Linked DNA regions of Homo sapiens: region 1 is linked to region 2. The links are chromatin contacts, found by Hi-C or POLR2A ChIA-PET in ENCODE. All regions are on one chromosome and are shown on one strand. Each heading gives the region's core, a stretch centred on a gene start or an enhancer-like site at or near the end of the contact. The rest is flanking DNA. Distances are from core to core; before and after follow the strand shown.

Evidence for each region. Hi-C counts contacts between places; a loop is a spot of excess contacts on that map. ChIA-PET counts read pairs that join two places held with the same protein, here RNA polymerase II (POLR2A). Pooled maps may share reads with other maps.
Region 1: a loop to region 2 is called in a map of GM12878, with 2.1 times the contacts of the local background. The contact joins two enhancer-like sites. A Hi-C loop is called at or near these places in 13 of 168 maps with a recorded cell type or tissue (CD4-positive, alpha-beta T cell, CD4-positive, alpha-beta memory T cell, CD8-positive, alpha-beta T cell and 8 more), 30 of 37 single-sample maps with no recorded cell type and 20 of 50 pooled maps. POLR2A ChIA-PET finds 5 or more read pairs at or near these places in 15 of 52 experiments (CD4-positive, alpha-beta T cell, CD4-positive, alpha-beta memory T cell, CD8-positive, alpha-beta memory T cell and 11 more).

The regions. Positions count from the first base shown.
Region 1 is chr15:60,582,449-60,585,387 of GRCh38, reverse strand. The region is part of intron 2 of RORA (RAR related orphan receptor A); the gene reads left to right. All of the region lies in intron 3 of RORA-AS1 (RORA antisense RNA 1), which reads right to left. Among named protein-coding and RNA genes, the nearest start is that of RORA-AS2, 98 kb to the left of the region's middle. RefSeq lists an enhancer at 300-349. Within about 2 kb of position 1,292, at least 5 of the 41 ENCODE cell types and tissues checked have a DNase peak (open chromatin) inside an H3K27ac peak, as active enhancers do; they include CD8-positive, alpha-beta T cell, GM12878 and natural killer cell, where a contact is called at or near this core.
Region 2 is chr15:60,647,974-60,650,727 of GRCh38, reverse strand. The region is part of intron 2 of RORA (RAR related orphan receptor A); the gene reads left to right. LOC105370846 (a long non-coding RNA gene) reads right to left here. Exons shown (of 5, transcript XR_007064663.1): 5 at 1-2,754. Among named protein-coding and RNA genes, the nearest start is that of RORA-AS2, 32 kb to the left of the region's middle. RefSeq lists an enhancer at 86-587. Within about 2 kb of position 1,272, at least 4 of the 41 ENCODE cell types and tissues checked have a DNase peak (open chromatin) inside an H3K27ac peak, as active enhancers do; they include CD8-positive, alpha-beta T cell, GM12878 and natural killer cell, where a contact is called at or near this core.

The sequences.
Region 1 (2,939 bases), core at 43-2,542, 65 kb after region 2:
AAGTATATACAGTTTGCCTAAAAAATAAGATAGAGGATATGTCAGAAACTCTGCATGAGGTAGCGACAAGCATTCATTTGCATATTTTTTAGGATAAATAGATAATACAAGTGGATTGTGGATTTGGATTTTGGTGTTATAACAAGTGTGAAACAATGGTAAAACAATCTGATTTCTGTGTCGGAATCTGAGGAATGAATATAGATCTTCCTATTTGCTTAAATGTTATTTGTTCCTGGTGCTACACAGAGGTATAAGAATGCACGTTTATATGAATTTTGCATTGCTGAAGAAGTCAAAGCTGATCTGAGCTAGAATAACCAGGGTAATAATAATGACAAATAATCACCAGGCTTGTAAAGGATAATAGTGCTTACGTGTTCCTATTAGAAAGATGAAATTGCAGCGTTTCATGAAAAAGAAGAAAAAAAATAAAAAGCAAGGAAAAACTGCTGTTTAAACCTTTCTATCATAGAAATAAGGCAGTGGTTCAGAAGTGAAGACTTGTGGTTAAGTTTCAGATCAGTTATTGAAGCCAACCGTTTTACAAACTGCGCCACCCAGAAGTGTGATTTTTTTTCACCACATGAGAAGTATTCTCTTTTTCACAGAATGTTATTTTCATTTTTCGGTTGTTGGAAAGGTTTTTTTTCTCCTTCTTTTTATTTGTTCATCTCACTTCAAATCTTCTGTAGAACAGTGGGTGAAAATAAGTAAATAAATTTGTTTCAGCAAATACTTAAGTGCCTATTGTGTGCTAGGTAATTCAGGTACCACCTTTGTGCTTTTATAATAGGAGCTGAGACACCTTCCTCCCAATCAAGTGTCTTAAGCCATGAATCAGCATTTAAAAAATGCACTGAGAAGTTGGCAGCCACACTTAGTCAGAGAAGGCTGCTTTATGGCTGTTGGACTTACACATTTGCATTTGCTATAAGCTACATGCCATTTAAAACAAAGGAGATTTCTGTGACATGCCAAACAATGCAATGAAATGTTAATGTAACTGGATAAAGTCAAACCCTATACTTATGGATGAACATGATTTGCTTCCACATAAGCCATAAGTTAGCTCTAAAATCCTGCCTGAAACAGTGGTTCTGAAACTGTAGAGTAGAACCCATACTCCAGAGAGTCTTAAGAAGGCGGATCCCTGGGTCTCACACAGAGTTTGATTCTGTCAGTCTGGGGTGAGGCCCACGAAGGCATGTATTTACACAGCATCTCAGATGTTTCTGATGCAACTGGTCCTTAGGCCTCACTTTGTGAAGCTCTCTGTTCTAGCCTGTCAGAGCCAGGTGGACCGCAGAGTCCTCCAGTCCTCTAGTGGTTCCCAAATGTCATTGATCTTCACAGTCATCTGGGAAGCATTTAAAAAATAAATGCCTTTCTCCAGCAACACCTGCACAGATCCTGCTTCCAAAAGCCTAGGAGGGGAGGCCAAGGAATCTTCTTTTGTAAAAGATCCTCTTGTGAGGATAAGACAGGTTTGGGAACCACTGCTCGGGGCTAACCCTTTCCTCTTACTCACGAGGAAAGGGAATCTCAGAAAGGTAAATTATATTAAGGTAACCATTCACTTCTCTTTAGTTCACTCCCTTCAGCATGGAAGAGGTGCCAGATGTGAGCAATTTCTGGCATTGTTATTAACACACTTGAAATATTTTTCTGTTAACTTTGGCCTTGCTATCAACCAGCATGCAGAAGCAAGTGGGCAGACTGTTCCCTCAAATCTCTTACCCCAAGTGGCCCAAACAGGAGAGAACCCTGAGGCTGTTTTGGTGCTGGAGGCTGCTGTGAGACTTTTCAAATACTGTACTCCTTTTCGTCATAAAGCCTTGTCCAGAAGCCCCAGCCTCTGCATGTGACATAGACACAATGTATTTTAGCCTTCACTGTGTGCCTGGGCTGGGTCTTGCCAATACTGTGACCACTTAGCAGGAGCAGGCTAAGAGTCTTACTGCAGAAGTCAAGGCCAACTCAGTGGAAACAGTGATGTCTTTTCAAGGTTGCTTTATTCAGCGACAAAGTAAAGGTTTCAGTGCCCTGGAAGCTGATCAGTGCTTCCTGTTTAGCACATGGCCTTTCTCAGGCACTGAGCATCTGGTGTGTATCTGCCAGTGTCCAGGCTCTGGAGGTGACATCCAAACAGGGGAGACCAAATGCTGCCTTCGTGCAGCTTAGATTCTAGTCTGGTGGGATAGATGAAAGTAGACTTCCTCTGGCTGGTGTGGAGAAGGACTACCTGCCTGCTTCCACACTGCGACACCAGCCCCCTTTTTCTTTTGAAAATGCTGGTGTAGTATCTATCTCATTATTGTGGCAGATGTGATGCTGGCGGCCGAGGGGACAGCAGTGATCATGTCAGTCTCTGGTCTCTGTGAGTGTACATTCTGGTGGGAGAGGTAGGTAATACTTAAGTAAACATATCAATGAACTAGATAAATGCAGATAATAACAACAGCTAGGCCAATGTAAAAACAGTATAATGGTTTAGAAATGCTTATGGCCTCATGGGTCAACATCAGGGAACTGAATCAAAAAATTTTCCCAACTGATGGTGAACATTTTGCAATAGACCTCACAGGTCATCTGCTCCCAACCTGGTCTGCGTATTAATCTATCTAAAGAGTTTTTAAAAGATATATAAGCCCAGGCTGTGCTCTTACAGATTTCTGATTTTACTGGTCCCAAGGTGTAGAGCTCAAGTATTGCTACATTTTTAAAGATAACTCAGATAATTCTGGTTGAGAAACCTCTGAAGCCCAACACCCTCACTTTGTACATGAGTCACCCTGTCCGCAGTGTAGCAAAACAATGTTGAGTAGTGGAAACCCCCCTACATAGGGTGGGGGAAGATGAAGATATGGGTTATTGTCCCAGATCTGCGATGCAATAATTGTCAGGTTAAACCTCAGTTGTTCACTTTCCCTGTTTTT
Region 2 (2,754 bases), core at 23-2,522:
ACTAAATCTTCCTCCCTAGGGACCAACAGAAAATTGCAAACTCCTGAGTGGAAACCTTCACGAGGGCTCCGCAAATTGGTGCTCTCTTCTCCTGGTTTCATCCCGCAGGAAGAGACAGTCTCCCTATATGAATGTTCACACCATGAGAAACCTTTCTCACCCTCTCTCCGTGGAATTTCTCTCCCCAATTTTTGAGATATCCTCGACTCAAGGCCAAAGCAGTGGTTTGAAAGGTGTTTGGAAACCAATGTGAACCATCGTGCTTTCCCCTCCCCCACTCTGGGGGTGGGATTTTCAGGCCAACTTTTCTGAAGCTACTTGTGAGTTAACCTGAAGTTGGAATGCCCTCCTGAGGTCGAGGCATAAAAGCCAGCAGCGTAAATAGAAACTGAAGCTGAAATAACCATAAATGTTCTCGAACAACTTCAATAGAGAAAGCCTTGTTTGATCCTCTCTAAGCTTCCTGAAACCAAGCTGAATATTTGTTTGTTTTGTGGTAGCTCCACTTTTTTTTTTTTCCTCAGGCCTTTTAATGCATGGCTGTTGGTTTCTGTTTAAAAGGAAAATGCTTTTTCTCAGTAACGATGTTCACATTCTGAAGTTGGTGATACCCACTTCTAAAGGCCATTTTATTGTAAAGATAAAGTTCTGCTAAGTCTTAGGATGAAAAGATAAAGGATGTGGTCAGTTACCATGACTCGTGCTTACCTCCCAAAGTGTGTCATTTGGTGCACATACCTCAAAACGTGTGAACAGAAAGTTTCTAGGTTTATTTTTATACATGGAGATTTGATTCCACGGCAGAGGGAGGGTGTCAAGGTAAATGACTGTGCAAAAATGACAGAACTGCATTTTGAGCTTTCCGTTGCCAGAGATACAAAGGCCAAGTTAAGGTGAGTTTGCTATTCGATTGCTTTTTGAGGGGTCTATTGGTAATTACCACTGCTGTTTAATATTGCAATATTCATGGGACCTCAATGTTTACACAGCTCCATGGATGCTCAATCCAAATTAAACACGCCCAAGAACAACACAGGGAGAAAACACCTGGGGGCAAAGTGAGGGGCTGCAGTCACAAGTGATCAGATCTTTTGCAGAAGATAGCAGTAGAGGGGCCCTTCCTTTTGGCCTCCTTTCTGGCAAATGTGTTTCAACACCGTTAAACTACATATGATATTGGACTGATTAGCAACTCCTAACACAGAATGTTCTGACGTTAGAAGAGCTAGGAAGTGGCGTGTCAGGGCTGACATGCATGGCAGAGTTTTCAGATACACATACAGTGTTTTTTTCTACACCCTGCCTCCAAAATGTCAGTGTCCCTAGGTTTCTGTTTGTTGCAGAGCCCCTCAATATGTGTGTGGGAGGCAGCACTTGAAGCCAAAACAGTAATGGCCAGATCTTCTGTCTGCAGCCATGAACACAAGGAGAAAGTGCCAGGTGTCAGGAGCAAGAATCTTATATGCCGGGGATTTTTTTTTTTTTTCCTGGAAGCAACTGGAAACCAACTTAGTGACACTTAAGTCCTTCACCTGCTACATGACTTCAGCCAGTGTATGTGAGTCAGAGTGGTACCAAGAAGGGCCCTCATCTGAACAGCCACAAAAGTGACGGGCTATGGCTTGGAATGGGAATATTATACTGTGTTCAGAGTCACGGCAACTTGAACTTGGCAGCCTTATCGGCTTCTGAGATTATGAGTGCCCCACAGCCAAGAGCACCTGTGAGGAGAGTTGACTGTGGAGTGGGATATAGATTGAGAAACCTCTTTCATAGCTGACAATCCATGTAAACTCCTTTAATATGTGGATGGTTAAGTAGCAGTTTAAGTGTTGGAATTACCTGGCCCTGCTTTACCATCTTCTATATATTCAGTATAAGACACACTGGGAATTACTGAAAGCTTCCCTCTCCCCCCTCAAAAAGAGTGGATGGTGCTTAGAATTAAGAGGATGTTTCCAGGGTGTCTTTCGTTTCCATCATCAAAGCAGATAAAATTAACTCTATTAGAAACTGAGACCCCCTCCGTGAGGTATATTAGTCATAAGTTCTCTTTGCAAAAAGGCTAGTCTTCAGAGGATTGTTAAGATCAGATTTCATGACAGACATGTTTCAACATATTTGTACTTCTCTGAACATGCTACATTTGCTCTCATGTGTTGTGATTAGCTGGTTTCAGTGTTTAATCCATGGCATGTGGCATTTTTCTGTAGTAGTGTTTCTGTGGAAAACTTTATCCTAGGCTTGTGGAAGACCAGTTATAACGCTTTGGATAAAGTATGTCCAGCATTTCTAAAAGCTGCAGTTTCCTAAGAAAATGATCTACGGGCACCTAAGGTTAAAATCTTCAGAATTATTTTTTGTATTTTCTGAAAGTGATTTTTAAATGAAGTTGAGAAATGGTACTAACAATGCATCCAATATTGATATAATTAGAATATGCATCATACTCTACTAAAGCCAACCTTCTTTAATATGTTCATATATAAACATAAAGAGGTATGTGGTTTATTGTATATCCAATTTTTCATTTATCTGCACCTTCTTCAGGATCATATTTGGAAGGCACCTACGTGCTCACTTGCAAACAGAATGAGACACCGTCATGCTTTCTAAAGCGTGTTCTCTCCTGCCCTCCTCCTCCTCCCTCAGTCTGCCTTATATTAAGTTAGCCAATCGAAGTCAGCATTACAGCCTCCCCTTTGGCCTGTGTTCTCCATCCTCCTTATATAAGCCTTGGTGTCCCCACACCTC